Regions from separate parts of the Mus musculus genome. Here all the other regions are linked to region 2. Evidence: chromatin loops called from intact Hi-C (ENCODE). Cell type or tissue: heart. All regions are shown on one strand. Region 1 overlaps Ppp2r3a (protein phosphatase 2, regulatory subunit B'', alpha). Region 2 holds the start of Ppp2r3a (protein phosphatase 2, regulatory subunit B'', alpha). Region 3 overlaps Ppp2r3a (protein phosphatase 2, regulatory subunit B'', alpha). Region 4 overlaps Msl2 (MSL complex subunit 2).

What was found. Hi-C counts contacts between places; a loop is a spot of excess contacts. Peaks named below come from ENCODE experiments on the same cell type or tissue, not always from the same donor. Only the 100,000 strongest peaks of a DNase experiment are listed, where the experiment ranks them.
Region 1: a loop joins it to region 2, with 3 times the contacts of the local background. A loop is called at or near these places in 13 of 42 quality-filtered maps.
Region 3: it touches region 2 in a loop (4-fold over the local background); 13 of 42 quality-filtered maps call a loop at or near these places.
Region 4: it touches region 2 in a loop (4-fold over the local background); 4 of 42 quality-filtered maps call a loop at or near these places.

Annotation. Positions count from the first base shown.
Region 1 is chr9:101,178,136-101,186,135 of GRCm38, forward strand. Ppp2r3a (protein phosphatase 2, regulatory subunit B'', alpha) reads right to left here. Exons shown (of 14, transcript NM_001161362.3): 4 at 7,798-7,901; 5 at 2,200-2,302. Among named protein-coding and RNA genes, the nearest start is that of Gm24338, 41 kb to the right of the region's middle. In heart, a CTCF peak has its summit at 3,994 (motif pointing right); DNase peaks (open chromatin) are centred at 2,276 and 4,036.
Region 2 is chr9:101,247,236-101,255,235 of GRCm38, forward strand. Ppp2r3a (protein phosphatase 2, regulatory subunit B'', alpha) reads right to left here and starts at 4,597. Exons shown (of 14, transcript NM_001161362.3): 1 at 4,427-4,597. In heart, a CTCF peak has its summit at 4,218; DNase peaks (open chromatin) are centred at 4,296 and 4,606; H3K4me3 peaks cover 2,304 bases; H3K27ac peaks cover 2,028 bases.
Region 3 is chr9:101,195,131-101,203,130 of GRCm38, forward strand. The region is part of intron 2 of Ppp2r3a (protein phosphatase 2, regulatory subunit B'', alpha); the gene reads right to left. Among named protein-coding and RNA genes, the nearest start is that of Gm24338, 24 kb to the right of the region's middle. In heart, CTCF peaks have their summits at 181 and 3,262; a DNase peak (open chromatin) is centred at 5,671; H3K4me3 peaks cover 3,629 bases; H3K27ac peaks cover 4,988 bases.
Region 4 is chr9:101,076,451-101,084,450 of GRCm38, forward strand. All of the region lies in intron 1 of Msl2 (MSL complex subunit 2), which reads left to right. Among named protein-coding and RNA genes, the nearest start is that of Msl2, 5.7 kb to the left of the region's middle. In heart, a CTCF peak has its summit at 3,725; no DNase peak of the experiment used is centred here; H3K4me3 peaks cover 2,820 bases; H3K27ac peaks cover 510 bases.

The DNA.
Region 1 (8,000 bases), 69 kb before region 2:
TAGTTAGTGTATTTCCAATTCAACTCTTGAACACACTCCTATTTAAATTTGCATCCTTGTTAAACATCTTTGCCAGTCTTATTAGTGACAAAGATAGCAGGATCTGTGGAGCTTGCTGGCTAGTAGCTGAGCTCAGGTTTAATGAGAGATCCTGTCTGAAAGGAATAAGTAAGGTGGGGAGTGTTTGAGGCAGGATGTCTTTCTCAAGCTTCAGTGAATACAGAGTATACATACAACACACATGCAGACATGGAGACACGCACATCTGCACACACAAACACACACTTAAAAGGATAGATTTTGGGACTGAATCATTTTACAGAAAAAGCTAAAAACCTCTGGATTTGAAAGATCTTCTGGCCATGGATTGCTGTTAGTTCAGTAATGACCCCCAGTTTCAGATCTGGGGCACAGCTCCATGCTGAGGGAACCTTAGGAAAATTAATATTTTCTTCCAGACTGGCAAATAAGGGCTAATATAAAAAACTCAAGTAAGTGACAGAAAATAAAAACTTCTTTAAAAAAATTTGGATTTATTTTATGCATATAAGTGTTTTGCCTGCATGTTTATCTGTGCACCACATGCCTGGTGAACACAGAGGCCACAAGAGGATGGTAAAGCTGCCATGTGGATGTTGGTAATAGAATCTGAGTTCTCTGCAAGAGCAACTTTGCTTTTAACCATTGGGCCAATGCTCCATCTCAAAACACACAGTTCTGAGATTTATTCATAAAGATCTGAGACATATCTTTTCTACATGTAGAAAACATATTTGAAAACAACAGGTTTTAACATTGCTGAAGCAGAAAAGAAAAAATGAGAAGTGTCCTGTTGTTTTCATTTATTTGGTTCCATCAGTGCAAATTGTCCCAAACAATTGTGTTCCCTGGATGAGTAAATAGAGAGCTATGGAGATAGCATAAATCACTAATCTCCCTGAAATCCGGGGTAGTAATAAGGCCTACTGCCCTTAACTTAAATGATTCCTAGGCTGGAAAGCTCTGATACGCAGGCTTTGTGTCTTGTTTTTCTCGCCTACACATGCTTTCTTTTTACTGTGCTCCTGCCTACCTTTATGGGCTAGTGGCAACTGTCCTTGCAAACCTCAGTATAATTGATTCAAGTTTCCATTCTCTTATTTCATCATTCATCCACTGGTTTCTTGAGACAGCTCTTGGTATTTTAATAGTGTAGGTTATATCCTCTTGCTGTCTCCAGTGCTAGGATTACAGGCAGGCACGAGCAAGCACCATCATGCACAGCTCTTTTTCCTATTCTAATCTTCTGTTACAAATAGATCTTAGTGGGAAATCAGAGAGCCATTTAGATATGTGCGTAAACCAAAGAGTCAGGATTCACCGAACTCCCAGACTACAGAGTTCGTGACAGTTATTCTGATTATTTCATAGCCTTTTCTTGTTTCTGACCAGATTCTTTAAAGATTTCCATACAACATTATTTTGATTATATTCTTTCTCAACTTTGATCCTCAACTTTGTTTTTCTCATTCTTAGAAACAAACAACAAGAAAACATCCCGTCCTGGTCCCCCTACCCCCCTCGCAACCTAGTTCATTTTATGTTGGCCAACTCTTCCAAACTCTTCCAATGAGGTTTGCCCTGGAGAACTGTTGATACACCCAGGATCACTCCATTAAGAAAACTGATTTTATCTCTTCCAAATACTATCAGTTCCTGCTAGGTTCTTAACGATGGCTGATGTTAAATTCTACAGTTTCCTGAGATGCTCCATGCTTACCGCGACTGGCTAGGGAGGAGGCTGGATACAGTGGAAACAGCCCTGCTTTGTCCATTTTATACTGAGTTTTGTTTTAGATTCCATCTAACAAGATTTTTTTACTACTAAAACAATTTGAAAACCATTCTTAACAATCTGGCTTCTAGATGTATGTAGCTCAGTTGCATAGTTACACTTTAAAATGAAAAATTATAGTTATACTTTACAAGTATAGATATACTTTAAAATGAAAAAAAATCACCATAAGGTATATGGTGGTATATACCTTAATCCTAGCATTTGGGATTAAGAGTTTGATGTTAGCACTGGCTATACAGTAAGACGCCGTTATTAACAAACAAAAAATTTCAGAAACAACCAGCCAAAGAAACAAACAAAAAACCCCCTTTCATACTCCAAAAATAAATTCCATTTTTAAAAGGTACAAAAAAAAATATCACCTGAAGTAAAGGGATAAAATCCTCTTGTTCTAGATAGCTGCAGCTGGGCTTTGCCAGAAGCCAGATGAACTTGGCAGCATCGTCATGACGGTTACTTAGCAACCTACAAAAGAAACACTGGTTAGGAAGATCTGGTGCTCAGAACATACAATGACTACACACTTACAGGCTGGTAATTTTAGGCTGACTTGGGTGCTATTTAGATTAAGAATCAAATGTTCTTTGTCTTTTCATTTTCAGTGCTGGGAATTAAAGGGTAAGCTTTGTGCAAGTCCCCTACTACTGTTACCCCTGACCATGGCTTCCATGCTTCTGGTTTTTGTCAAAGGAGTGTCAATTACAGGATGGTGAACTTTTCTTCTGGGATGTTTTTGAGACCGAGACCATGGGGTGAAACTAACTGATAAAGGTAAATGTGTTATTAGGGAGAAGGCTCATTCAGTTAAGCCTCACGGGGCTTTAAACTCTGACTTTTAAAGAACAAGCTTCGGGACGAAGCCCTCTGTCACGTGTTCTGACTTTCTAGAATTCCTCACCTCCAACCATAGTTCCATAGACCCTGACAGAAAAGTCAAAGCACTGAAAAAGCAAAACAACTACTTTTTCCTGGACTTTGTTTTTTATGTTTGTTAGTTTTTGTAAAAATGGTGGTGCTAAGCCAGGCAGAGGTGGCACATGACTTTAATGCCAACACTTGGGAGGCAGAACTAGGGCAATCTTGGTGAGTTTGAGGCCAGCCTGGACTACAGAACTAGTTCCAGGACAGCTAGTTCCAGGACAGAAACCGTGTCTTGAAAACAAAACCCAGAACAATAACAATAGGGAAAAGGGTGCTACTCAGACTTTGTTTTCTGGGTTTGAAACTTTGGGGTCATTTAATTTTTTCTTATCATCTATATCTAATTATTAACTCCAGATTTTCTGATTTTCCTTCATTAATCAAATTGATTATTGAATGCAAACTGTATGTCAGGTATTTTATCTGGCCTTGAATGGGTTTGGATAAAAGAAAATGAGATAGTTTTATTCCCTATAAGGAATGTACAGTTCAGTGTTTGGTTTCCAACAGAATCATACGACTGTGGAACCACTGCGGTATTGAGTAATGAGTACAGCTGTCATGAAAGCACAGAGCAGGCCCGTGAGATTTCCAGCAGAGAAAAATAGGAAAGAAAGAAGTGTTGTGGTGAGGAGGGCCGCATGCACAGATGCCTGGTGAGAGAGTCATTACAGCGTCTGGGCAACACCCAGTGCAGAGCTCGTAAGAGGAGGGGAGAATTTAAGGTGCTTGTTCTAAATCCAGCCCAAAGGCACTCTGACAGCAGGGAAATGATTTCCTTATGCTTAGGACTTCACTATTCAACTTCAAATTCTATACAGCTCTCACTAACAGAGTAAGCCAGGATGCATGTGTCTATGTCAAAATATTGTAATTCTATATTATCACCTTCTAGTTATTCTTTGTGCTTGAATACTTTTTGGTCTTAAAATATGGTATCTTATATTGCAGCCCACACTATGCAGGAATTCATAGCAATCTTCTTACATCAGCTTTCAAAGTGCGGGGATTACAGGCATGAACCCTTATGCTTGGCTTAAACATTTTATATAAAATACTCAAACTGCTTGCTATGAAGGGTGAAAATCACAAAAAACTTCAAAAACTCAAATCCCATTCCTAGGGATGGTAACTCAAACCATCATTCACTCACTCAGTGTTCCTAAATACTCACCCTTGAGCCTGCCTTACAGAATCTGACTTTTAAATGGCATTTAAGAGGAGGTCCCACTAGAGGGCGCCCACACCATTTTAGTAACTGACAGTGTACACTCATTCAGTAGGACTTTCCCACCGAGGGATTGGAATGCTGCTGGTGCCCTGTAACTCCCTTGGTGAGCAGTTTCTGCAGACTTGCCCATCATGACTTTCTGTTCCTTTACTCTTCTGCAGAAGTTGCTTTCCCTCAGAGATGGCAGCTCATTTCAATGGATGGATGTGACTGCGGGGGCCATTACTGCTGTGCTGCTCTGTCTACCCTCTCAGAGACAGTCTCAATTAAAAGCTGGCTGCGACTTTCCCAGTAAACATGTAAATCTAACTAGACACAAGTTGTGCTTTGCTATAGTCAGCCTCCGTTACTCATGCTGTCCTGGAATATTAAAAATATAATATCAACAGATTCTGTTTAGATATGATATCTCTTCTGCTAGACTGTTTCCTATTTATTTTTAATCTCCAGTTTGTTTACAGTTTGCTCTTAATCAACACTCACATCTTGCCTTTTTCCTAGACTGCTAGGTAGTTTTTGGCTAACAATACTGAGCTCACTGACTAAAGAGGCCTCTGACAAGGGCCATGTGGGTTATTTAACCCTTTACATTCTAGTTCATGTTACAGATGAGGACTTCTCAGGGCCAGGCATCTACCTGGATAGATAGTTGAAAGAAGAAAGGAAGAGAGTTGAAGAAGCCCAATCATCTATAAATTTAAATTCTTAAATCTTACTACTGGTTTTTACTGGTTTTATATTCTAATTAAACCCAAAATTCTCAGTTCAAATTCTGATTTTGCTACTGGGAAAGGAGTAGACGAAGCTGAGTTCTCTGTGATGTTTGTCTGTTTTTATGAAAGTCTGTCTATAGCCCTGGCTGGCCTGGGACGTGTTATGTAGACTGTGATGGGGGTTCCTACTATTCAGGCCTTAGGATCTTTTCCTGTTCCGTGTTCTAGATTTGGAGACTACCAAGGGAGAAGTTGGGAGGCAGGGTAGAAATGATATAAATATAGTACTCATGTATAAAATTCTCAAAATAATTTTATTAAATAAGAAAAAAACCACCCCAAGGGCAAATGCTTTTTCCTCTGTCAGTGCATGCTGCTCATTAGTACTTTTTTTTTGTCTTTCCTTTCTTTGTGCTACTTCTGGTTTTTTGGGGGGGAGGGGTTAGAGACAGGGTTTCTCTGTATAGCCCCGGCTGTCCTGGAACTCACTCTGTAGACCAGGATGGCCTGGAACTCAGAAATTCGCCTGCCTCTGCCTCCCAAGTGCTGGGACTCAAGATGTGCACCACTAGCTTTGAAGAAGTCTCTTACTTTTCCTCTCGCTGTAGTGTTGTCCAGTTGGTGTAGATTCCCCTAAGGCTCTTCAATTCCTTGGTATCTGAACAACTCAGAACCAATCCAGAAATACACTGGGACAATAGGAAGTACTTGTAACCTTTGGCTTGGGTGGAGTTCTGTAAAGAAGTATACTAACTGATAGTGTCTTGCATACCCTTACCACTTCAGTCCTAATACAATAAAGAATGTGATTTACTGTTGGAAATTTTAAGACCAGGAATGCATTTATTAATCATTTGTTTTCAAATATCACAACTAAGATCCTTTGAGGAGTATGAAGGAATTAGAAGGATCCTCTAAGTTTAATTCTACTGATATTATGTGTGTGTTTTAAATAGTAAGTAAATAGTATTTCCATTTTACTAGGAGGAAAGGTATGTAGGCCAGAAAAAGCAAGAAGAATATGTACAAAGAAGGCTTATTAGTTAAAAGGGGAGATTGACTGTGCTGGCTAGACTTATGTTAGACACAGAAACTAGAGTCATCTGAAAGGAGGGAACCTTGATGGAGAAGAGGACTCCACAAGGTCCAGCTGTAAGGCATTTTCCATGTAAGGCCCAGCCCACTGTGGGTGGTTCCATTCCTAGGCTGGTGGTCCTGGGTTCTATCAGAAAGCAGATTGAGCAATCCATGGAGAGCAAGCCAGTAAGGAGTACCCCTCCACGGTCTCTGCATTAGCTCCTGTCCCCAGGTTCCTGCCCTGCTTGAGTTCTTAACTTCCTTCTATGATGAATAGCAGTATGGACCTTTCCTCCCCAAATTGCTTTTTAGTTATGGTGTTTCATCACAGCAGTAGAAACCCTAACTAAGTCACTGGCTCTAAGCTCCTAAATTAGCAGTTCTTAGTCTGTGGGTCAGGACTACTTTGTGTGCTTGTGGAAGTCACATATTAGATATCCTGCATATTAGATATTTATATTATGGTTCATAACAGTAGCAAAATAAGTTATGACATAGCACTGAAATAATTTTATGACTGGAGGTCAACAAAACTCAAAGAACTGTATTCAAAGGTCACAACATTAGAAAGGTTGAGAACCGACTCTCCTATGTAGTGTTTTAAGAAATAACACCTAGGGAACAAAACACAGCTCTGCTGATGGAGTGTTTGCCAGCATGTACAAAGCCTTGGAGTCAGTCCTCAGCCCTGCACCCACCTGGTGTCGTAGTAACACACACCTGTCAAGTCCTCAACGTGAGAAATGGAAGCAGGAAGGTCAGAAGGTCTGAGTCATCACTAGTGAGTATGAGCCCAGCCTGTGTTACATAAGACAGAGGTAGGTAGATCTTTGTGAATCCCAGGCCTGCTTGGTCTACAAAGACGGCTCCATGACAGCCAGGGCAGCTACACAGAGAACCCCCATGTAGAAAAGCCATATATCTATATTCTGTAAGAATGCAAGGATTTTGATAAATCAACTCGATACAATTTTCCATTGGATATTTAAGACTGTATGTATATTTTTCTTTTTAAAATTTATTCTGGAGTGTGTGTGTATGTGTGTTGGGGTGGGGAGGAGAGAACAGTGCACTCACAGGGATGTGCAGGCACAGTGCATGTGTGCTGTGCTGGCCAGAGGACATGCACTTTCTACCTCTTTACAACTCTTTATTCATTTAAAGCAGCATCTGTCACTGAACCTGAAGTTTCCATAAGACTGGGTGGCAAATGAGATCCTGCTATCTCTGTTTCTGTGTCTCATGCTTGGGTTACAGGTACATACAACCATTCCTGGATTTTTATGTGGGTGCTAGGGATTTGAACTTAAGTCCTCATATTTGCACTCTTATCCATAGAATCACCTCTCTAGCCTGCAGGAATGCTTTTCTTGTGATACACATGGTTCTGCCCTTCAAAGAGAATCTTTATTTACTTCTATCATTACTATTGGATTTAAATGCTTACTCTTTACTTTTATAGGTAAAACCAAGAAAAAAAACTGCCAAAAATAGCTATTTAAAAGTATTTCGGCAGATTTGCTTTACTGTTTAAAGATACAGTATTAAAAACTAGAAAAAAATTATGTGTACTGGTGTTCTGTTTGTATGTACCACATGCATGCCTGGTACCTGAGGAGGCAAGAACTAGAGATACAGAAGGCTCAGTCATGTGGATGCTAGGAATCACCCTAAGGTCATTGCCCCTAAGATCAGCAGTGCTATCAACTTCTCAGCCATCTCTCTAGCCCTGTTCTTGAGACAGGGTCTTAGTAGATAGCCCTGGCTAGCCTGGAATACCTATGTAGACCAGGCTGGATTCAAACTCACAGATCTGCTTGCCTCTGCCTACCCAGTGGTAAGATTACAGGAATGTGTCATCATACCTGGAATTATTTAAAGGCATAAAAGACAAAGTCTTGTGCAGAGAACTTGTACGTGTAAGATACAAAGAAAATGAATAAGCTAATAGGATAAATACCATTAATAAGGACCACACAATTTGTTGCTAGCCTCAGAATGACTGCTCACATACTTACTTTTTCCACATGGCAATGAATGACTGTGCTGTCACAAATCCAGTCTTCTCTCCTCCTGCAGCCCTGAACATGGGGGCTTTCCAATAGAGTGGACAGCCACAGACCTGCAAACAACACCAATTAGACAGAGTAAGCTAAGGGAAGGGAAGAGATGGCATGGCCAGAAGAGACATGGACATTACCTGTCATGCCAGAGTAGATAG
Region 2 (8,000 bases):
ATTTTTAAGTGTGTGTATGTGTGTGTGTGTCAGTGGTGGTATATGTACACATATGTGTGCACCCATGTTCATATAGAGAAGCCAGAGAAGGTGCACAGGGTTTCTCATTGATCCTGGAGCCACACTAGTGGCTGGCAAGCTCCAGTGATCCTCCTGTCTCTGTCACAGCACTGTAATTCCTGGCGACTCTATTGCTAGGCATAGATTTTTACATAGACACTGGAGATTGAAACTCAGGCCCTCATACTTGTGCAGCTACCTCACCACCCAGCTGTAGTGGGGTTTTGTTTTTTGAATCATTCAGTGTTTCTGATGTAAAACCAAAAAGAAAATGATTCTCTTTTGACCAGGATTATATATTCAAGAGCACACAGAATTAGGCCAGCAAGTTGGTTCAGCTGGTAAAAGCACTTGTATGCAAGCCCGAGTTTGACTCTCAAAGGCTACAGTGCATCCGCATGCATCTGCAATGCCATCACTCCGACAGCCAGATGGAAGACAGAGAGAGAAAAACATCACCAGAAGGCTCATGGGCCAGCAAGCCTAGAGGAGGCGGCACAGGGAAACAACAAAGATCCTGCATCACCCAGGAGAGCACCAACTCCTGAAAGTCATCTTCGACTTCCACTCGGGTGCACACATACATGCACACACGCACTCACTCTCACACAATGCAGAGGCAAAACAGGACAGGCACAAGCCCTAGGGAGTGGTTGCTTGGAATCAGTTTTGACTTACTTCTGATCACTGCTGCAATACAAGAAAGCCAGTTTAGTCTGCCATTCATTTTTTTCTCTCTCTCTAAAAATCTTCAGATCCAAAAATACTGGCAACTAATGCAGAACTAATGATAAAACCACTGTCTGGGCAAACTAAAACATCCATGGTCTAGATTCTAAGTTAGGCTATTGATTTGCAGCGCCTGCAATGACTACTTTCGCCCATACACTTCAACTTAAACCTAAACATCAGTGCCTCCAGTCCCATGCTTGCTTTCTATGGGTTCTGAATTCTAAAGTGCTTTTATGGCACATTTACATGAACGTTTAGCATCCCAACATGATCTATGATTTAAATCCACCCCAAAACTATTCTTATGATGCTTTCTATTTCCTGTAGCAACTCCACTATTCACATTTTGGGCAAGCTAGTGCCCTGGAATTCACCCTAGGAAGTTATTTCTCTACCTCAACATTTGTGCCATTATCTTCTTCTAAATCCTATCAACCATGCCTCCTAAGTGCATCTCATAGATACATGAACTTCTTTCCCACCTCACTGCTATCATCCTGGTCTCAGTTACCTTTTATGTTTTAGCTACCTTGTTCAAATCATTTTTTCCATAGCTGATCTTTCACAAACATATTTGGTCCAACAGCTACATTGCTATCAATTTATTCCATTCACATGTGAACTGGCATATTCACAGTGGTATTTACAATAAATTGGAAACAATTCCATGCCTATCAATAGGGGAATGGATAAATCTATATTGAAGCCATAACATGAAAGGCCATATACATCAAAATGGGTAAATTCCCAAGGGAGTGCCACCATTTGTGTAAACAAGATAACTATCAAAAAAAAAAAAAGTTCAGAATAGTAAACAAAACTATTAGCAATGGTTATCTACTCAGAAGGCATGGGGAAAATGTTGACTGGAATAAAATATGTTGTTGTTGAATACACCTGGAGAAGGGCCTGTTTTAAGAAGTACTGTTTTAAGTTCCTTGTGTGGGCTCTGGTGAGTAGGCTGGACTGAGAAGTCAGTAGCAGACAGCCTCTGCTTACTTCCCTACTTCTATCATTCTGCCTCCCTAATCTTTCAAGTTCCAACCACACTAGCTTCTGGGTTCCTGGGGACTGGGGGGGGGGGCTATTCTTTGTCATCTTAGGGTCCCCTAAGCTTTAATTACCAATCCCATGTTTATCCTTCTGATTCTGTCTCTCATGTTCTTTTCCCAACGGAAGAACACTCCTCAGTTTCTGGACTAGGTCAAGATTAACATTTTAGGTACTCAGGAAACCTGTACTTCTCCTCTCAGAATTTAGCACTGCTGTAATGACATAACTGTGTAATTACATATGTTCACACCAATTACCTCTTTAGATGATAAAAACAGAAGTGCAGAGATCAAATCAGTTGCTTTTACCTTTGTATTCCAAGACATGACCTACCTACCACACAGTTTGCAGAGCAGGCTGTCACACATTAAATAAATGACTTCTCTTGCCCTTAAGCTTAAGAAAGCAGAGTCAATACATAACCAAACAAGGACAATGCAGTGTCCTGGTATTAAAGCAGCCGTTCATTTACGACAATGGCTTTCAACCAGGGATAGCTTGGTCCTTCTCAGGGTATGCCCAGCAACGTCTAGAAACAGCTTTGATTGCCATTATTTATGTGTGTAGTGCTACTAACAGCTAGGATTATAAGTCAGGAGTGTGGCTAACCATCCTCTACCTACGGCACAGGATAGGCTACCATGACGAAGTATTATCTCATCTAAAATGTCAACAGCACCACATAAGAGAGATCCTGACTGAGGATGCTACTATTCAAAAGGGAGGCATCCTCCCCCTTACTTGGCGGGGTTCTGTTGTGGTTATTTTGCTGAGGTGTAAGGCAGAGCTAAGGGGATGTCAAGAAGAGCTTCAGAGACGGAAAACTTGAGTTACTTGTTGAAAGGTGACAGAGCCCTGTTCAACTGGAACTGAAATGTGTGGCTGACAAGTTTAAGTTATTACCTTCAAATAGTCTGTACTGCAGAACTGCCCAACCTTATTCCCTTCCTGCTCAAGCAAAATTTCCTCTCTCGGAGGATACGAGGTTTTAGCAGAACCTTAAGGCCAGATTACCTAGACCAAGATAAAGCCAGATAGTCACTGTGTAAAATGCTAAGCTACTTTTTAATATATGCAAATCATATGTGTGAATGTTAAAGCATTAGCTGCCTACTATTCAGGTTGTTGGTGTTTAAAGCTATCATTGAATCCAACCACATGGGCCTTGGGATAGACTTTTCCAGTGTGTGTGTGTGTGTGTGTGTGTGTGTGTGTGTGTGTATAAACAAAACAAAAATCAAACAAACAAACCCCCAAAGAACCGCAAAACTTTGTATTCCTGACCTGAGCTTTCCAGGCTGTGTAAAAGATCCATTTTTCCCCTCTCACGAGTATCTCATGCCATAAGTTTTGTCAGAAGTGGTGAGACAGCCTTTTGAATGCAATAAACGTGAATAAATTGCATGCAAATCAGGAGCCGTCTACAGATTTTTAAGAACGCTTTCAGTAATCGTCATGGAGACCAGTGAAAGAAACTGAGATAATTTTTAACGATGCCAAGGAAAGCCCTGTGTTTACTACAACACGAGCCTGCTGCCTGCTTAGCTGGACGCCCATGCTCTGACCTAGTATGGCAATTCTTAGGGTCCCTGTGCTTGATGCTCTGTTTACAAGAAACTGAGGCCAGACACTAAGGAAGAACAAAGAAAAATGCCTGGCACCAAAGAGGCGGGGGACGTTTTGTACATAACTGAAGATCCGTGGAGGAACTCTTTTCCAATTTTGAAAGGCACTACAAATCATCCTCTCCGCTTACGTGTTCAAGCATTTATTCTATGTTCTTAAACTATTTTCTACAAAGAAAATACCTTATAATTTACAAACAGCAATTTGTCCTCCCCCCTCTGCATCTGCAGACCATCAAGCGGGATAAAATTTCCCTAGGCTTTATCAGAGTGGGAGGAATGGAAATAATGTGAGCACAACACAGTTCCGATGCAACATCAACTCCAAGCCGGGCCAGCTGGTTTCCATCGAGCGGTCCCCAAGGAGAACGCCCCTCAAGCCTGCAGCCCGGCCGGCGCGACCGTGGGACCGGCTGAGGTGCTCGCAGCTCAGCCACTCGGTCGCCCGATACCTTTGTTTCAGGTGCCCCTGTGCCCAGAGTGGCTGGGATCCCGCCCGCAGCCCCGAACTGGTGACACATCCTTCTTTGGCCAAGTCGGGCCGAGGCCGGGCAGGGGGCGGGGAAGGAAAATAAAGCCTCAGCGCCTAACGACGTGACTCTCAGTTCTTCCAGAACCTTGGCATTTGCTGCCCTGCCAAGCTTTCCTGTTAACGAGTTCCCGGCCCGGGCGTCCCGCGAGGTGGGAGGCGCCGGCCATCCGGCCCCCTGGCCTCCTCCGCGGAGCTCCCGGGCCACCGTTCTCCACGGCCGCCAGCCCCGGGAGTCCTCTGGCGTGGCGTGCCTGCGCTCCACCAGGAGTCCCTTCACCGCGCGCGGCCCCTGCGGCCAGGCCAGACCCCGCCCCCGGCCCCGCCCGCCCCGGTCTCTGTGCGCCGCCCCTCGGCCTCGCCAGCCCGTGGAGGGCCGGGGGCTCCCAAGGAGAACCGGCCTAAGGCCCCGCGTCTGTGCGCCTACCTCAGTGCCCGCTGCTCCTCCTCCCGCGGCTGCCTCGGCTCGCAGGCGACGCGCACACGCCACCCCGGCTTCCCGCAGCGCGGGGTCTGGGCCGCTTACGCCGCGCGTGAGGAGCCGAGGCCTGAGCGCGCCCCGCCCAGCCGCCCAGCAGCTTAGCTGCCCGCCAGCGCCACAGCCCCGCCCACTAGCGCCACAGGCCCGCCCACCAGACACGCCCCCTCGGCCCCGGCCCCGCCCACCTGGCCGTGCTGGGTTCCTCCCACTCTCCTTCCTCCGAAAGGGGGCCCTGAGGGGCACTGCGAGAGCCGTCGCCTCGGCCGCCGCTGTGATTTACTTAGTGTAATGGAGAAGGCTATTCGCACTATTTGGGGACTGAATTTCATGTTAAGAGTATACACTTTATGATGGCCGTCATTATTTTTATTACCCTTCTTACTGTCCTCTTCGATAACTGTCCTGCTCTTCCGGGAGGCTATCCCATCTGACTACAGTCTACACTCTTACTGTGGCCCACACCAGCATGCTCCTATTCGCTCAACCCAAGTTGTGTGAATTTTGAACGAAGAGTTTATTTATTTATTTATTTTAAGCGAATTGTTAACAGAATAAAAATTGTTAAATAAACAAAGCTATGTAAAACAAATGCACAACTTAATGGAGTGTTCTGAAACATTTGCAATTTTGATTTCTTAAGCTTTGACCCTAGCTAAAATAATAAGCGAGGTTTGCTTTTACTAAAAGTGGGAAATAAATGGGCTGACTGGGCTAGGGATGTAACCCCGTTGGTATAGTAAACGAGGATAAAACCACATAAACTGGGAGAGGTAATGTATGTCTGCAAAGCTCTGCAGAGGTGGAGGAGGCTAGATAGAGAACAAGAAGTTCCAAGTGTTTGAACTTTGGTGACATTGCTGCTACTTTGAGGCCAACCTGGGCTACATGAGTACCACAGCTAAACAATAAAAATAATGCAGTTCAATTCTAAATTAAAAAGTCAATCAATCATTATGTAAGCACATAGGTAAAACAAGCAAGCCAGTCAGGGGAAGGAACAGTACGTGACATTTGGTCACGTAGAGGTGAAGAACCAGATGTAGATAAGACTTTAAAGAGCCAGGCATTAGGCAAACTGTGAGAACAGGCTCTGCGTACGTGTTTTATCTCTTCCTTTCTGTCAACATTTCTTAGCAAAACAACAGTTGCTTACAGAGTGCCTTATGTGTACATGTGAAATCATATGTGATGTGTACATACATTTAGGTATAGATGGTGCATACAAAATGTATACAATTTCACATTCTGTAGCTATGTGTAAGGTTGATTATAAGAAATATATTTTTATTTTTAAAAGAAAAATGTATATAAAATTGCCTCAAACAGGCTCTACATCCTGAGTCATTTCACCAAGTTAATCTTTTTAATAGCTAGAATGTGGTCTTCGTTGTCTTGAAAGAAGAAAAACCATCACACACCCAACTTTATACTTTCCTATTTTAAAAGTCCTTCACCATACCGCGTTGAATATCTTCTTTTGTGTCAGAACAATCCTGTGAAGAAGGAAGGGCAAGACACAAAGAAGTGACAAAGGTCACAGAACAGTTTTTGATGGTAAGGACAGGAAGTACACAGAGAATCACAGAACTTCAACACCTTACCCCCTGCCTTTACCTTTGGACTCCTGTGGGGCCTTTGCCCTCCATTTACTTACACAGTCCACTGGAATGAAAAGGACATAATCCCTCCTGGGTGTGGAGGAGCATGCCTGCAATTCTAGAAGATTAGAAGTTCAAGGCTGGCTACGGGTCATAACAAGTCAGCTAGCCTGGGCTGCATGAGAATCTGTCTCAATAAGTAGGAAGTAAATAAATAAAACCCCTGTTCCAGAAAAGGACACAATTTCATGCCTGGAAATTTGATTCAATACAATAGAACCATCCTCTATCTTAGTGAATTACCAACTTATCACAGTTATTGAACTCCAGTCTCTAAGGAAGGTGTTATGGATAGAATGTACAGTCTTTGTGCATAGTCAAGAAATAAAGAAATATTTGAGAATAAATGAGAAATTTGTTATCATAATAGAGGAATAGTCTTGAACAGAGTTCTTTTGTGGTAGGGAGAGAAAATGGTATACATTTTCTCAGGGAAGGGGACATCTGAACAACTTTATGATGAAAAAATATACAGCAAGAATAATGTCAAATATCGTATGGTTTTGTTGCAAACATACAGAGTAAAAAATTCAGAAATAGAAAGAACAAGAAATGTTGTGCACTTTCACTCAAATTTAACAATTATTACTCTTTGGCTAATTTGTTCCATCTGTATGTTTTCTTTGCTTCTCTGGGTTATTTTGAAGAAACTCATATTCAGAGTATTATTTCACCTGTAAATATTTCACTCTGCATCATTAACTGGTAAGACCTACTTTAAAATACAATCACAAAATTACTAAGGAATCTATTTCAATTAATGATTTCTAAAGATGTACAGTTTCTTAATATATGATGTGGTATTCAAACTTTCCACACATGTTTTATAAGAGCTATTTCTACAATGGAAGACTCAGGCAAAGTCCTCCCAATGCATTTGGCTATTCTCCCTCTTTAAAAAAAAATTAGAAATTTTTACTTATATGCTTATCTATCAGTGCTGGGTATTGAACCCAGGGCCTTGTGCATGCTAGCTAGGCAAGTACTCTACATAGAACCAAACTTCCAGACCCAGCATTGGATTAGTCTCTTAAATGTTCTTCATTCCTTGAACCTTAAGATTTATCTTAATGACTTTCAGGTATGGTAGATATAGATGTCTGTGGGTGGGAATGTGCATGTGGAGGCGAGTGTTCAAAGAGTCAGGAAGAGAGAATCATCTCACCCAAAGCTAAAGTTACAGGTAGTGTTGAGCATCCGGTGTGGTCCCTGGGAACCAAACTCTGGTCCTCTACAAGAGCAGTATCCACTCAACCTTCTGGCCATCCTGACAGCTCTTTGTCCTTTCTGTGGTAAAGAGATGGATGCTTTGTTCTGGGTTGCTTCCCACGTTCCATCTTTCACTGACTACACCGCTGTAGTGTTTATTACCTTTATTTCCCATGAATTGGTAGACAAGAAGCCTGGTCAGACAGGAAAATATAATATATATTGAGAAAACCAACCAGTCAGACCATATCAAAAAAACTGTCTTAGCCACCAGAATTAGCAGACAGAGACGTAAAAACAGTTGCTCTATAATCAAAATGTTCAAAAAGTTAGAGACAGAAAACATCCAAAACACACTTGTATAGATGAAGACTATAACGTTTGAGATAAAATATGTTGAGGTGGCAGACTGTCACCTTATGGCTTCTGAGATGGAGCCTGGAGTATTGTGAGTTCTAGGTCAGGATGGACTACATAGAAACAATGTCTCAAAACGAAAAAAAAAATTTGGGCATAGTGGTGCACTCCTTTTATCCCAGCAATCAGGAAGGGGAGGCAGGGCAATTACTGTGAGTTTGAGGCCATTCTGGACTACATAGTAGACTTGAGGCCAGTCTAAGCTATATGGTAAAACCCCACTTTGAAAAAAAATT
Region 3 (8,000 bases), 52 kb before region 2:
ATTCTTTAAAATTATACAACTAATGTCTGTATTGGTGGTATAGTGGTGACCATAGGGCCTTCTAAAATATATACAGTTAGGGGCTGGGGATGTAGCTCAGTGGGTAGAGTACTTGACTACCATCCACAAGGCAGTGGGTTCAATGCCAAGTCCTGAATAAAACCTGTTGTGGTGGTACAAGCTTGTAGTTCCAATACTTGGAAGGTAGGAGGGTCAGGAGCTATATAGGTCATCCTCTGCTATCTAGCAAGTCGGAGTTCAGCCTGGGCTTCATGAGACTCCTTCTTTAAAAAGAAAATATACATTGAAATGTATTTGGGATATGGGATATTTTAGTTTTTTTCTAGTTTGACTTTGTCAAAGTAGAATTACTACCAGCACTTGACAAATATTTAGAAAAAAACCTTCTGGTTTGTTTGCTCCTTCCCCTAAGATAGCGGGGTGTTTTCTCTAAGATATAAATTTAACTCATTTTTGGTATACTGTAATAGGCAAGAACCAGGGTCACTAATTTCATCTTAATCAGTCTTTACAGTTAAGTAAATGTTAATTTATAGTTTATATCTTTCCTTTTCCCCCAAAGTACTTGTGGTGTACTTCATGGGACAGTGGAAGGCACAGTGTGAAGAGAAATGGGGAGGCAGTGGAGAGATATTACTCAGGATCAGGGAAAGGGTCAAGGGAGGCCTAGCACCATTCAGATACGAGTGTTTGCCTTCTTGTGTGTCTGTGCACCACGTACATGTCTGGTGCAGTGGAGGTTAGAAGAGGGCTTCTGATCTACAGGGTCTGGAGTTCTAGGTAGGTGGTTATGAGCTTATGTCGATGATGGCAATCTCTCAAGTCCTCCCTAAGAGCAGCAAGAGTCCCTAATTGCTGACCCATCTTGCCAACCCCATAGGCTCTGCTTTTTAGGAGCTTTTTTTTTTTTTTTTTTTTAAACCAATGAAGAATAAATTCAGTTCTGAGATTCCTAGCAGAAAAAAAATAATAAAGGATTTCATGAAGTTTTGCAGGGTTCTAAATTAACAAGAGTCATGAGCATGGCAATGAATTAGATGCTACATAAAATATGAAAGATAAACACAGCTATTGAGTAGTTAGGGGTTTTTTGGGGGGGGAGGGGCGGCTAGAAGTCTCACCCAGAACTGGTGGATGGTAGGCAGGTTCTCTGCCACTAAGCTACCTTCACAGACCTAAGTTGTTGTTTAATTTACTGTGAACACAAAGTATTATTCAAATGTTCTTTCTTTTCAAAATTACTCTAAACAGTGATCTCATATAAACCATAGTCAAGAAAGGAATAGCATAGAGGAAAACGGGGGCAGTGAACATAAACCACAGCAGTAAACAGAGAGGGCTCACTAGTCGGGAACCTCAGGAGCATTCCCCAGTCTTTCAGAATTTCAGCAATAAACAGAAATCATAATCCCCAGTCTTTGGAAGATTGTGGGCACTAAAGGAAATAACAGAACGCAACAGAGATAAAGGGTTCCAAGCAGAGCTGAGCACATTTGTCCTTGTGAAAGGCAACAAGTGACAAAGCCAAACAGTGGGGTTCTCAAGAGATTACAAACAATGCAGAATTTGGCAAAGTCCTTTAGATTCAAAATAAATAATCATGTCCATTTGTAAAGCAATCTAAAGTTTAATAAACCTCTCTTGATCTAGCAAAGTGATAATCTGCTTTGAAAAACATTTCTTTGCCTTAATGCTAAATCTGCAAATAGCACTGCACAGTCGTATGAGTCGGCAGCTCCACAGAGTATTCTTAAAACTGACACAGGGCGGCTCTTCAGGGGCTCTGCCTAGGTGGTGTTATTTTGTGCAGAAAAAGGGTTGTGAGACTGTAAGTATACAATCATCAAAATTCTGTTTCTTGAAAATATTTTCACAGTATGCTATGCAGGGAAGTTAGGTTTAATTTCAGGGCAATTATGGCATTAGAATAGGACCACTGGTACTAGTGGGTATGGACACAAGCTGAGTTCTAGAGCAAGATCTTCAATGTTCACTGCATTTGTGCTGACAGATGAACACATTTAGAACAAACACTGCCAAAGTTAACTGAATGGGCAAACACTTGACAACCTACTGTTCTCGTTTCTGTGTGTATACTTCTTCATACAAAGCAAATGACTAATAAGACAGTATTTATTAATTCATTGGTTAATAAGGAAAAATAATATAAAAAGAATGCATTTATTCTGAACTTTCAGCTCTATTAATATGCTTGCAGTTGTGTTAATAGAAGACACATAATTTAAACCTTAAAGTAGTATAATAAAACTGATTTTATAAACATAGATTTTAAAAAATTGTAATTTTTTTTTTTGCTTGATTTGCCAACAGGCTTGACATATCTTCATTTTAAACTAAAGCTGTTTTGGTCCAGTATAGGACTAGTAATAAAAAAAAGAATACATTGGGAAAAGTATCTCAATTATCTACTTCAGTTTTTCAGCATCAGTGCATTACGTAGTCAGTCTGAACAGCCACTGCTATTGTCATTATAATATTTCCAATATTTGACCATTCTGACACACAGAAAGAAAAGAAATGTCATATACCTCACCCCCCAAATTTGAAGTTTTTCTGGGTCAGAATAACTATAAAATTATGGCTCCTTGCTGGAATTTGGATAGTTAGCATTTATATAGTCCCTTCTCCCTTTTTTTTTGTATTGTATTCCACGTTAGGCAACCTATGTGGTGAGATAGACACTGGCCCTAAGATAGTAAGCAGTGTAGCAGAGACTAGTCATCGAAGGCTGCAATCAGTATCAGCTTGCTAGAGGATGGCATTTATTTAAAATTTAGAAGAAATTGTTATGCTTCATTGTCTACACATCCACAGTGTACTGCAGACACACACAGTTGTTGCCATATAAAAATGGAAACTGCTAAGATGGTTCAGTGGATAAAGGCATTTGCCACACACTCCTGGTGACCAGAGTTTGATCCCCAGGGCCTACATAAAGGGGGAAGAAAGAACTGACTTTGTAAAGTTGTTCTCTGATTTCTACATGTATGTTATGACATGTGTGCTCACATACATCATACACACACTAATAAATATAGTAAAAATACTCTGCTTTTACAAATGTCAAGATCCATATTCTTTCAGACAAACATTCATAATTATCGTAATAAAATCTACTGATTTAAACTTAAAAAAATAAGTTTTCTACAGGAATTCTTGCTTTCTACTATGCTTGATAAATATTTAGTAAGTTGTATTTATTGTCTGCAAAACAGGATTCCTCCCTACAGGATAAAAATGTGAGTACTGTACTCCGGGTCCAGAAGCTCTATTTTTAAACCAGCTGGAATCCCTCTACAAATAGCTTTCTGTAAATAGCTGAATAGCGAACACAGATTAATTCCTTGACCTAATATCAAGATACAAGAGAGTAATAAAATTATTTGTGTGTTAGTTTACTGGGGGGGGGGGTTGTATTAGTAATTAAAACATTTAAAAGAAACACCCAAGTTTCAAACCTGTGTCTGCTGAAATGACTTCAGCCTCTTCTTAAACCGTGATGGGAGAACAAAATCGCAGCCCCTTGCTAGGAAAGCTAACTCTCCCCTTAAATCCGGGTCCCTTCGCAAGGACGTTTCCTTGATCATCATCTTTGGAAAGTGAATGTTTACTTTCCAAGCGGGCAGCTCACTTCCGAAGACAGTGTCAGTCTTGTCAGTAGAAAGATACTTTTTTCTTCTTATCTCACAAATAAATTATATTTAATCATTGTATTCTCTCAGCCTCCTGGGACCACAATCCATGCTTGTCCTGACATGCAGCTGGTTTCCAAATACAGCCTGTGACTCGCAACGTCTGCTCATAATATTCCAGTTAGAAACAGCCTGCAAAAGGGCCTATTGCTTCTTGTGGTAGCGTTATGTGAAATTGACCTGTACGTGTTGAGAATGCAGAGCCTTCTGGGAAAGAAAGCACTCACTACTCCTAGCACCACAATTAGAAACATTACAGTTGGACCTAAGAATAGCAACTTCTCAGATAATGCTAACTTCTGTAACTGAGAACGGTGCTGATCAAATACTTTATCCTCAAACCAGGGTGAAAAAGAGTATGTGGGGCATTTTTGTCTTTTGTCTACTTGATATTGTTTAAAAAAACAAAACAGAATAAACTGAACTTCAAATGTAAAAGAATTATTTCAAGAATAGCTTTTTAATTATTATCAGAAGGGGAAGCAATTATTCCATATTCCCCTAATCTCTTCACTCAAAATATGACAGAAATAGTCATTTTTATATGATAATTTACAAAAATATTATTAGTTTTAAATGCAGGGTATTTTAGCCTTTGAAATGATTATATAGTTTGAAAATTTACCTTCAAAAGTGTTTTTAAGAAAGTGAACAACTTAACATCTGAGCAAAGAAATATCAGATACATATGGATGAATGGAATTTTTACCAAACAAGGGCACAAAAGATGATCAAACAGAACACTCTGAGCTTATGAGACTTTTTCCTTTGAGGGACGTTAAAGAAATAAACATATTCCATAATTTTACCATATATAAAATATTGTCCTCACTTTAATATTTATGAGCAAATTACCAAAGTATTCTCTTATGCATATTTATATTTCACTATTTATTCTTAATTAATCTCACCAATCAGGATTTATTTTTTTATTTCTAGAAAATATAAAACACCATAAAGAACAAAACTAAAACCATAAAAGTATATATATGCATATATAATAAATAAATGTAAAAATTAAAATATTTAAGATATACATTTCCATATGTAAATGCTTCTCTACTGATTGTCAGACTTAATCACATTCAGGTGAAATAGCTAATATTTGTAAAATTTTATGAATTAATTATTATCCAGTGGTATCTAAACTCTCCAGGGCAAGTTTAACTTTAAGTCACTCACCATTCAAGTATTTTTATGGTCACTACGTGCCAGATGCTGTGCTGGCCATGAAAACAGAGATGACAGTGAAGTAGCTTCTTAGCTCTCTTACTTTGCTTCCTAGGACAATGGTGAATTGGACAAAAGGACAAGAAATATTTACATATTTCATTTAATTCTTGTATATTTCTTAAGTTTTAAGGTCAGAACAATGGTTAAAAGTCCAAACTCTGGTGAAGTGTGGTGCTGAATGCCTTTAAACTCAGTACTTGTGAGGCAGAGGCATGCCTCTTTGAGTTCTGGGCCAGCTATGTCTACATGATGAGACAGCCTCTGCCCTCCCTCCCCAACACACACCAAAAAACAAATGCTGCTCAAAGCTCCCAAGGAAGACTTACTTTGTTGCTCTTAAGGAAACATTTATGTATGTTTTCTCATGATGAAATAATTTCTAATTTTTCATTTATAAAACAGTTTTAAAAAATTAAAAAAATCAAAGGGCACAAGGTCAGGGCCCTTAAGGGTGTAGTAAAGGGCTGGTTGTAGCAATAAGTTACTGATGGTAAGGATTTGAGAACCTGACTTACAAGGAGCACAGCTGATCTACAGAAGCTAAACACATTGTTTTTAGTGTGGCCTCCTCCTTACTGGGAAAGATCGAGTCTAAGCACACCTCATTACAGACGCCAGCAGGCTCTATAACCTGCGTTCTTTCCTCTGAAGACACAGGTAGTCCTGTGTGCACTGTGCACACTGAGAGTCTCCAGGGCAACAATCACACAGGAGACCAACTAACGCCTTCTGTTGTGAGGCTCCCTGGGGTTTATTTACAGCTGCTATTCTGAGATCTGGCTGCCAAGACTGGAATTCCTTTCCTGTGGACCATTCCTCCAGAATAAGCATGCCTGTGTATGAAGGATAATTTTGTGACGGGCTTCTTTCTCTGTGTATGTTTCAAGGCCTCACATGAGGTAGCATGTACCAGTATTTTGTTCCATTGTTTGGACACTTGAGCTGTTTTTACTTTTGGGCTATTATAAGGTATTGAGAGATAACCTCAAATTCAGAAAGATTATCTCTTTTGCCCCCCCCCCCCCAAAAAAAGGAAAAAAAAAAGCTTATTCTAGAGCAGAGGTTCTCAATCTGTAGGCCGTGACCCCTTTGGGAGTCAAATGACCCTTTCACATCTGAAATGAAAACACAGATGTTTACATTTATGATTCATAACAGTAGCAAAATTACAGTCATGAAGTAGCAACAGAAATAACTGTATGGTTGGGAGTGAGCACTGAGGAACTGTATTGAAGGGTGGTGGCTGAGAGCCACTAGAGGAAGATATATGAAATGACAAGTTCCTGAGCGGGGGCTTTGTGGGTTTCTTGGCAGAGGCATATGTAGGAGAGGATGACCTTACTGCTAAGACCCTAAAAATGAGGCCTTCAGTATCTCAAACAAGAAAAGACTCTCCCTTCTTATGTCATAAAAGCATCTATGGAACCCAGGAGAGCAGTACTAAGTTTGGAGAAAGAAGATGTGCTCCAATGGAAGGTAAGTCAGGAAAAGTGGCATAAAATTATATGTGAGGCCAATACATTTCCTCCTCTAGAATTCATTCTGTAAGGCTTAGTCTGAAACTCAATTGTTTTGAAAACAATTTTCTAAATCTTATAATTATCTGGCCTTCTCTCTTATAAAATGAAGGCAGTGATATATAACCTTAATTATCTTTGGAAAGAGTCAGCTCTGGGCAATGTTTTAAGAAGGGTTGCTTAAAAAAAATTGACAATTAAGTGGAAAACTAAATCACTTATTTTGATTTATGTATTAATGCAGTATGTTATGCTAGGGGCGTAGCTGTGCCTTAATGTTAGAGTGCTTACCTAGAATGCACAAAGTCTTGAACTGGAAAATTCTCAGGACTGGAAAAAGAAAACACACACACACACACACACACACACACACACACACACACACACACACACACACAAACACTAAGACCAACCAACCAGCCCCCTACATCAAAATAGTGTTTATTGCTCATCAACAATGTGTTATGCCAAGTAAGTCAAGCTCTTGTTCTGCGCACAGGGTCATTTACAATCACTCACCAGTCTCAGCTGAATGTGGTTATGGAGACCAAGATAACATCAGCCAAGAACTTCCAGTTAGGAAGGCAGTTGGGATAATCCAAGCAGCAAAGAAGACTGGACAAACATGAGTAATAGAAACACAACACTACAAGGACAGGGAGCCTAGTTGTTGAGAATCCATGTTGTAGTGTTGGAAGCAGTTGCAGAAAGACAATAAAGTCAAAAGGATTTTGCTAAGAAGACACCAAGAGGAAATAAGTTACATAGTAGAGAGGAGGTTGTGATATATCAGCACTATAATGTTGACTAACAAAAGGAAGTTGGCTCTTTTGGAAAAAAATGAATATTCTAAATCAACTTGGACATGGTAGCACATACTTGTAGTTCTAGCTACCAGGAGGCTGAAGCAAGAGATCACAAGTTCAAAGCCTGGGCAGTTTGACAAGACCCTATCTCAAAACAAATAAAACTCCACCACCAACAAAGGAAAGAGAAGATTTTCATTTCATTGACACATTAAACAGATGCAGGAGGGAAGGAAGGAGGTAGAGAGGAGGCAGTATGGCTAATTTTTTTTTTTAATTAAAAAATTTTTTTTTGCTATAGGGATTCACTGTGTAGCTCTGGCTGGCCTGGAACTTACTATGCAAACCAGGCTGACCTTGAACTAATAGGGATCTGCCAGCCTCTATCTACAGAATGCTGGGATTATAGGTGTGTACCACCACATCAAGCCTTAAAACTTGTTTATAGGTGTATGAGCACATTATCAGTAGCTATAACCACTGCAAAAATGTTTTTCCCTCACCCATCAACCATTAACTACATATAAGAACTCAGGGGATAATATGATCTCAGGAATTTGAAATGAGAGTTAAGTTCATATGCATCAAAACAGAAGGCTGGAGTTGGTCAAGAATATACTAATGATTACAAGCACCATGCTGTGAAATATGTGTCAAAGCACTATGGTCTTTAAAAGTACATCTGTGAGAGGAGACTCATCCTTATCTCT
Region 4 (8,000 bases), 170 kb before region 2:
ATGATGTTCTCCACTTACTGTGTTGGAGGCTTTGTTAACCCAGACTCTCTGTTCAGTCACAATTTAGACATTGAGGCCCTTGAAGTGGAGATAGTAATGGCTGAGCCATAGAAATGGTATTCAGGATTCATCCATCATTTTTGTATAGCTCAGGGCCGGACTCTGAGGGGTGCCAAAAGGGTGGAGATTGGGTTTTTCCTGGTTAGGTACTTAATTTCGTAAGCGTTTAAGCAACCAAGTGATTAAGCACTTGCCTTGACGACTAACACACAGTACTTACAGGGAAGCAGTCGCTCAGAGCAGATGACTAAACCGCTGCCTTAGGCCTCAGCGTCTTGGTGTGTGAAGTGAGGGCTTTAGGGCTAGGTGCTGTTAGTTTGCTTTCAGTTTAGATAAAGCCAAGGGGAGTGGACTGAGAATTTGCTTGGTTTAATGGTATTCTCTCTTGCAGTCTCATTTTTAATTTTTTAGTGGCGCTGGTCATCAAAATCAGGGCCCTGCCTCTGAGTTCACTTACAGAGCGTGTAAGCTTGAGGCTCTGGTGTGGCCCAACTTCTCCCTGACATGCCTCCCCCTTTGTTTTTGAGGAGGATCAGTAGGTTTGTTGAAGTGGTAAAGTAGGGGACAGACAGGTCAGTAAGGTCATGGCCATATTATTCTGTAGACAGTTGTACTTAGTAAAGGCATTTTCAGCTAACACTTGAAAATATGTTAACCCTCTTTACCAGATGGGCAGGTCTTAGCTCTGCTAGAAAATGGTGATTGTGGACGGTGCTTGGAACTTGAAAACCTTTGCTTTTTGCATCGCTGAGTGGGCAGCCCAGGGCTTTCAAGGGCCAGATAAGCATCCTGCTCTACACTATATTCTATCTCTCTCTCTCTCTCTCTCTTTCTTTTATTTTTCCGAGACATGTCTCACTACATATACTAGGCTGACTTCAAACTGATGAAGATCCTGCCTCAGTCTTCTCAGTGCAAGGATTCTTGGTGTGTTCCACCACGCCAGGTGGGATTTTAAATTATTCAGAGATGGTTTAACTAAGCATGGCCTTAATAATTTAAACATGGATTTAAAAAAGACATTAAATATAAAGTCACATTAAAAAGATTACTTTTATGTGTTTGGCTGTTTTGTCTGTGTGTGTGTGTATACACTGTGTGTGCTGTGCCTGAGGAGGTCAGAAGAGAGTTGTATCCCCTGGGAATGGAGTTCCTATTATGAGCTGCCATGTAGGTGCTGGGAGTCAAGCCCTGGTCTCCTGAAGAACAGTTTGTGCTCTTAACTGCTGAACTATCTCATTGGCCCTGAAGTTCCACATAAGAAGCCTATTTAATACTCAAGTCTTGGCAACACAATTGATTTTATGACTGTTTAACTTAGTGATTATTCTCTTTGGCTCTTGTCTCCTTTCCTTTCATATTATGGAAAAGGTTTGTGGGTTTTACTTAAAATTGGGTGGCCTTTCATGACATTTTGATAATAAGAGATACTGGTCTAAGTTTTTCCCCCATACCCCACAAGCCCATGATTATGAAGAGAAGGAGAAATTATTTTTATTCAGCTCTAGCACTGCTTATTTTTGTGCCAGGTGCAATCCTATAATTTTTTTTAAGGTCAAAAACAAGCTCACTAATAATATTCATGTGCAGTTTTATTTCATGAAAATAATAAATATGTGAAAATTAAATTTAATTCTGTCCTGGTGCTGTAAATAGGATGTTGTATTTGTGGTCAATATTCCACAATAAAATAGATGTTTTTATTTTGTTTTTACCTTTTTAAGCATGTTATTTATATTTTTCTTCCTTATGTTTCTTCCCCACTTTCTGGGGCTTGAACATGGGACCTTGTGCATATCATATACCATGGGACCTTGTGCATATCATATACATGTATAGTTGACTAGCTTGAACTAGGTCCTTAAACTAGTGACCGTCACTCCTCAGCCTTGTGAATACTTGCCACTAGAGTCCTGCATCCGTAGGGCCTGGCTTCCCTAAAGTTTCTCTTGCCTTAAGATAATGCTCACTTTCTGTAAAGGTCCTAAAACTCAATTTGTTCCCTTCTGTGAATGTTCCTTGCTCACTCTACCTCTATAACTCTTCGTTGTAGTTGTTAGGCTATGTTATAGTTCCTTTCAACTCAGATTTGATAGTTATCTTAGGACCTGCTGTATGTATGTCTCTGGGGGGAAAACTGTTTGTTGTGCATTTTGTGCTGCTCCTTTCACTCTTTTCTGCCCAAGGAGGGAGGGGAAAAGCCCAATGTTCGCGCTCTCTCGCGCTACTTGTCTTAGTTAGGGCACCATGACCATGGCAGCTCTTACAAAGGGAAACATTTAGCTGGGCCTGCCTTACTGGGTCAGAGGTGTAGCACATAAGTGTTAAGGCAGGAAGCATGGTGGCCTGGCAAACAGACATGGTGCTAGAGAAGGAGGCCAGAGGCTTCTGTATTTGGATCTGTAGGTACCACAAGGAGAGAGAGAGGGAAAGAGAGACAGAGACAGAGAGACAGAGAGAGGAGAGAAAAAGAGAGAGGCACACACAAACACACGCATGGCAAGCTTGAGCTTCTAAAACCTCAAAGCTTTCCCTTGGTGATAAACTTCTGCTCCAGCAAGTCCACACCTACTCCAACAAGACCTCAAGTCTTTATCCTTTCAAAATATTCCACTCCCTATGAACCTGTGGTATCCATTTTTATTTAAACCATTGTACTACTGAACACAAGTTGCTTTAAAATTTGCTCTAGTTAGTTTCCTTTATCTGTTTTTTCCTTAAATGTAGTTATTTGTGGGCTTATTATTACTTTTTGAAATAATAATAAGCCTGAGTGCCTATGTGCCCCAGGGGCACACAGGTGCCCTAGGAGGTCAGAAGAGGGTCTTGGAACCCGTGGAACTGGAGTTTTAGTTTGTGCTAGGAACTTAATCCCCGTTCCTTGTAAAAGTGGCAGGTGCTTGCTTGCTTGTTTGTTTAAGACAGGTTTTCTCTGTGTGTGTAGCCCTAGCTGTCCTGGAACTGGGTTTATAGACCAGGCTGGCCTGCCTTTGCCTTCCAGTTGTTGGAATTGAAGTCAGGTACCACCACCGCCTGCTAGTAGCAGGTGTTTTTAACTGGATAGCTATCTCTTCAGCTCCTATGGTGGGCTTTCTTCTTCTTTTTAATTTGAGAGAAGGCCTCACTAGTCCTGGCTGGTCTGGAATTTCTGTGTAGTTAAGGCTGGCCTCTCACAACAGTCTGCCTGCCTCTACCTTGAGAGTGTTGGGATTAAATGCAGTGTGCCACTGTACTTAGCTGTAGTGTCTTAAAAGAAAAAAAATTAAAAAAAAATTATTTTATGTGTGTTAATGTTTTGGCTGCACTCATGTGTGTGTATGTGTGTGCATGCGTGTGTATACCTAATATGTGCTCTTAGAGTCCAGAAGGTGTTGCCAGATGTCTTGCAATTGAAGTTAACAGATGGTTATGAGCTGCCATATGAGTGTTGTTATCTGCTTAGTTTTTTCTTTAGTCCTGTCTTGAAACATTTTAAACTTACAGGAGCAAATCTATCTACTGAAAGTCTTGGACTGGCACATACTGGATGCTCGATATCTCACTTACAAAGGTTGTTTTTTGTTTGTTTGTTTGAGATTTTATTTATCTTTTGTATGTGTATCACTAGTATGTATGCTAGTTTATATATCTGTACTGTGTGCATGCAGTGCCTGTTGAGGCCACAAGAGAGTGTTGGATCTTTTGGAACTGGAGTTACAGACAGTTGAGAGCTGCCATGTGGATGGTAGTAACTGAACCAGTGCGCTAACTGAGCAATCGCTCCAGCCCCACTCTCCAGCCCCACTCTCCAGCCCCACTCTCCAGCCCCAGGGTGCTTCATATCCCATGATGAAAAAGAGCCTGTAACAGTCAGGTCACTTGTTAAATGTGGAACAGTCACTGGATTGCAGATTTGTTTTTTTGAAGTGTTAACAATGTCACTGTTTGTTTTTCAGTTACTTTGTATATTTCAAGAGTCTGACATCTCTAATGAATGAGGTGGCAGCGCTGCAGAGAATTGCTGTTATTTCCAGATCACAGGGAGTGGCTGGAACAGTAATTGAGTACTGTTTTTAAGTGTCAGTACTAAGGTCTTATTTTTAATGTTAGCTTGGCATTGTCAGGTAGTTGGGTTTCTTTTGTTGGTCTGAGAATTGATACACCAGCTGTATGGATTTAAGGTTTTTGTAAACTTGTCAGTCTTCAAGTGGTATACATTTGATAAACAGATTAGACTGTTAGAACTTGAAGTTATTGTGGGAGATATTTGAAGTCCTATAAAATAATATGGTCAGATTTGTACTTTGGAATATAAATATTATCCTGGTACTTTAATGAGTCTAGAAACAAAGTGGTTTAGGCTTGCCTTTTAGGTATTATAATTGTTAATAAGTAGGCAGGGCCTGGATTGGAGATTAATATTTTCCACTGAAATAGTATGGACATAGTGACCAGTATTGTTTGTTGTTTTGTATGTTAAGGACTTTAAAATGTACTGACTTTAAAAAATGTTTATTAGTGGGCTGGAGAGATGGCTTAGCAGTTAATAGCACTGGTTGCTCTTCCATAGGTCCTGAATTCAATCCCATCAACCACATGGTGGCTCACAATCACATTTAAAAAAAGAGGGGGGGGGTCTGATGTTCTTTTCTGTCATACAGGTATACATGCACATAGAACACTCATGTGCATACATAAATTAATCCTTAAAAATGTTTTATTAGTGTGAGTGCAATATGTGTGTATGTGCATGATGTATAGGCATGGAGTTTGGAGGACAGCTTTCTGGAGTTGGTTCTCTTCATCTTTATGTGGGTCTGGGGGATTGAATTTTAAGTTGCCAACCTTGTATGCAATTGTTAATAGCTGTTGAGCCATCTCAATATCCCTGTATACTTGCCATCTCTTCATAGTCCTGCATATTATGTGGTGCTCCTATTACATGGTGCTGGGAGGTGGGTGGCTCCCCCATGGGCGGAGTCTTATTTTTACTTGGTTTAGTCACCACTGTACCTCTGTATCTGACTGCTATTAAAAAGTATTTGTTGCTGGGATTTGAACTCAGGACCTTTGGAAGAGCAGTCGGCACTCTTAACCGCTGAGCCATCTCTCTAGCACCAACCACATGGTGGCTCACAACCATCCATAACAAAATCTGATGCTCTCTTCTGGTGTGTCTGAAGACAGCTACAGTGTACTTACATATAATAAATAAATAAATATTAAAAAAAACCTAATTTGTAAATACCAGGGGACTTCTGATTCATGTGTGACTTACTTTATACTTTTTTTCTTTTAGAGAGAAGCTAAATTAAAGGCCATCTGAGTAATTAGTTGTATATGTATTATTTGTTTTTAAATTTTAGCTTGCACAGTCTTTTTTTTAAAGATTTGTTTATTTTATGTATGTAAGTACACTGTGGTTCTCTTTATACACACCAGAAGAGGTCATTGGACCCCATTACAGATGGTTGGGATTTGAACTCAGAACCTCTGGAAGGCCAGTCAGTGCTCTTAATCTCTGAGCCATCTCTCCGGTCCTCAATATTATTAATTTAAGGTTTTACATTTATCCTTTTTCTTAAACGTTAGTCCTTTTTATAATTAGTATGTTATTCTCTTTGAGTCTGATGGCACATGACTTTAATTCCAGTTCTTGGGAGGTGGAACAGAAGGACTCAGCATTGGAGACTATAGTCTGGGCTTCATAGCCTCAGTGCAGCCTGTAGAGTCTGGTAGAAGGCTTACTTATTAGCATGTGCACCCTGGGCTTGGCTTTCTAGCATCACAAAAAGGAAATGAAATCAATAAGTTCTCTCTGTCTGTCTGTCTGTCTGTCTGTCTGTCTGTCTCAGCTAGGCTGGCTCACTGGGCAGTAAGCCTAAGGGGTCCTGTTGTATACCTCTCTAGCCCTGAGATGATAGGTGGGCCCAGCTTTTTCTTTGGGTTCTGAAGAATAAACTCAGGTCATGATGTTGGCACAGCAAGCACTTAACTGACTGATCCATTTCCTCAGTTCTACTTTGCTTTTATAAAACAAATTTTAAACATTTATTTTGTATATGTGTTTATGTGCACACACTTATGGTTCTCTCAACCATGTGGATCCTAGGGAATCAAACTCAGATCTTCAGGCTTGGCAGCAATGTGTCTTTAAATGCTAAGCCATCTTATTAGCTTTGTGTGGGTACACTTGACTGCACTGTATGTATGCTTAATAGAAATGGATGATATTATTTATCTTTTTTGTGTCTGGCTTATTTTACTTGGCATTATTTATGTCCTTAGGTTTCTCCATGTTATATCATGTGACAGAATTTCCACTATAAGGCTGAGGAATAATTCTGTATATACATGTATTTGTTTTCCATTGTTCCATAGATGGGCATTTGGATTGCTTCTGCCTCTTGGTTATTGTGAACAAGAGCATATAAATACCTCAAGTATTACATCTTTCCTATTTGTAGTTGGTACTTTGCACAATTTCAATTACTTGCAGTCAACCATGGCCTAAAAATATCAAAGGAAAATTCTGAAAAAACACTAATTTATAAACATTAAGTTGGTCTTTGTTCTGTCCTGCTCTTTCTTCTATTCTGGATAAACCTTTTAGATACTTTGTATATGCTTTTATGTATATACTTTGTATATGCTACCCACTCTATTGTATTTAGTTTTTTTTTTTTTTAAGACAGGGTTTCTCTGCAAGCCCTGACTGTCCTGGAATGCACTCTGTAGACCAGGCTGGCCTCGAACTCAGAAATCTGCCTGCCTCTGTCTCCCAAGTGGGATTAAAGGCGTGCGCCACTACTCCCTAGCCAGAGGTCTTGATTATTAAACTCAGTATGCAAGATTTACACCATGATGCTTGTGTTCATATAGCCCTTATTTTACTTAATAAATGATTAGAGGAGTGACTAGCAATTTAGAATTTTCTAAGAGAAGCATTAGAAAGATTTCTTTTAAGTGAAAAGGTGAAAGCTTTCAACTTAAAGAGGGTTCTTTAATTTTTTAAAGTTGTTAATTCTTTTTTTTATTGTTGTTGTGTTGTGTTTTGTTTTGTTTTTTTCCAGACAGGGTTTCTCTGTGTAGCCCTGGCTGTCCTGGAACTCATTCTGTAGACCAGGCTGGCCTCTGCCTCCCAAGTACTGGGATTAAAGGCCTGTGCTACCACTGCCCGGCCTAACATGTTTTTAAGATCTGTCTCTGTGTTGTATATATGTATATGTGCACACTGTACATGGGTAAGTACCCGAGGAGGCCAGAGAAGGGAGTCAGCTCCCCTAGAGCTGGAGTTACAGGTTGTGTGCCACTGACGTGGGTGCTGGGAACAAAGCGGCCATCTGGGAAGACCAGGAAGCACTCTTAACTGCTGAGCCTTCTCTTAGTCCACCTGTCTCCCCTCTTCTGCTCTTGCAAAGAATTTTTTAATTTAGGAATTTTGCTGAACACTTCCTTTGAAGTAGAACATGGCTGGTGTAGAAATTTGGGCTTCTGGCCATGTATAATACAGAAGTCTAGAATTAGAGGAGACCAGATGGGTGACTCCATCTGATGCATTTCCCAGTCTTCATAGTCAGTTGTTAGTATGGGCTGTCTCTGAGTATCATTGTGTATATATTAGTGCCTATATATTTAGGGAAATGCCAGGTTATTTTTTCTTGGTGAAAAACCTTTGGTCAAAATTTGCCCTTCAGCTGTTGGCAGGAAGATCTTTGGGTTACTGCTGTAGCAGCTTAGTGAAGATTTTTGTGTCCAAAGTACTATCAAGTATGGCTGCATGAGACAATCTGCTCTAGTGGTCTGGACAAAGCATTTAATTTTTTTGTTTTATTGTAAAATGAAGCTTATTAGAACTGAAATTTGAAACCCAGTCTGGTGTCACATGTGTGTAATTCCAGCTCTTTAGGAGGCTGAGGCAGGAGAGTTCAAGTTTGAGACCATCTTGATTACAAATGAGA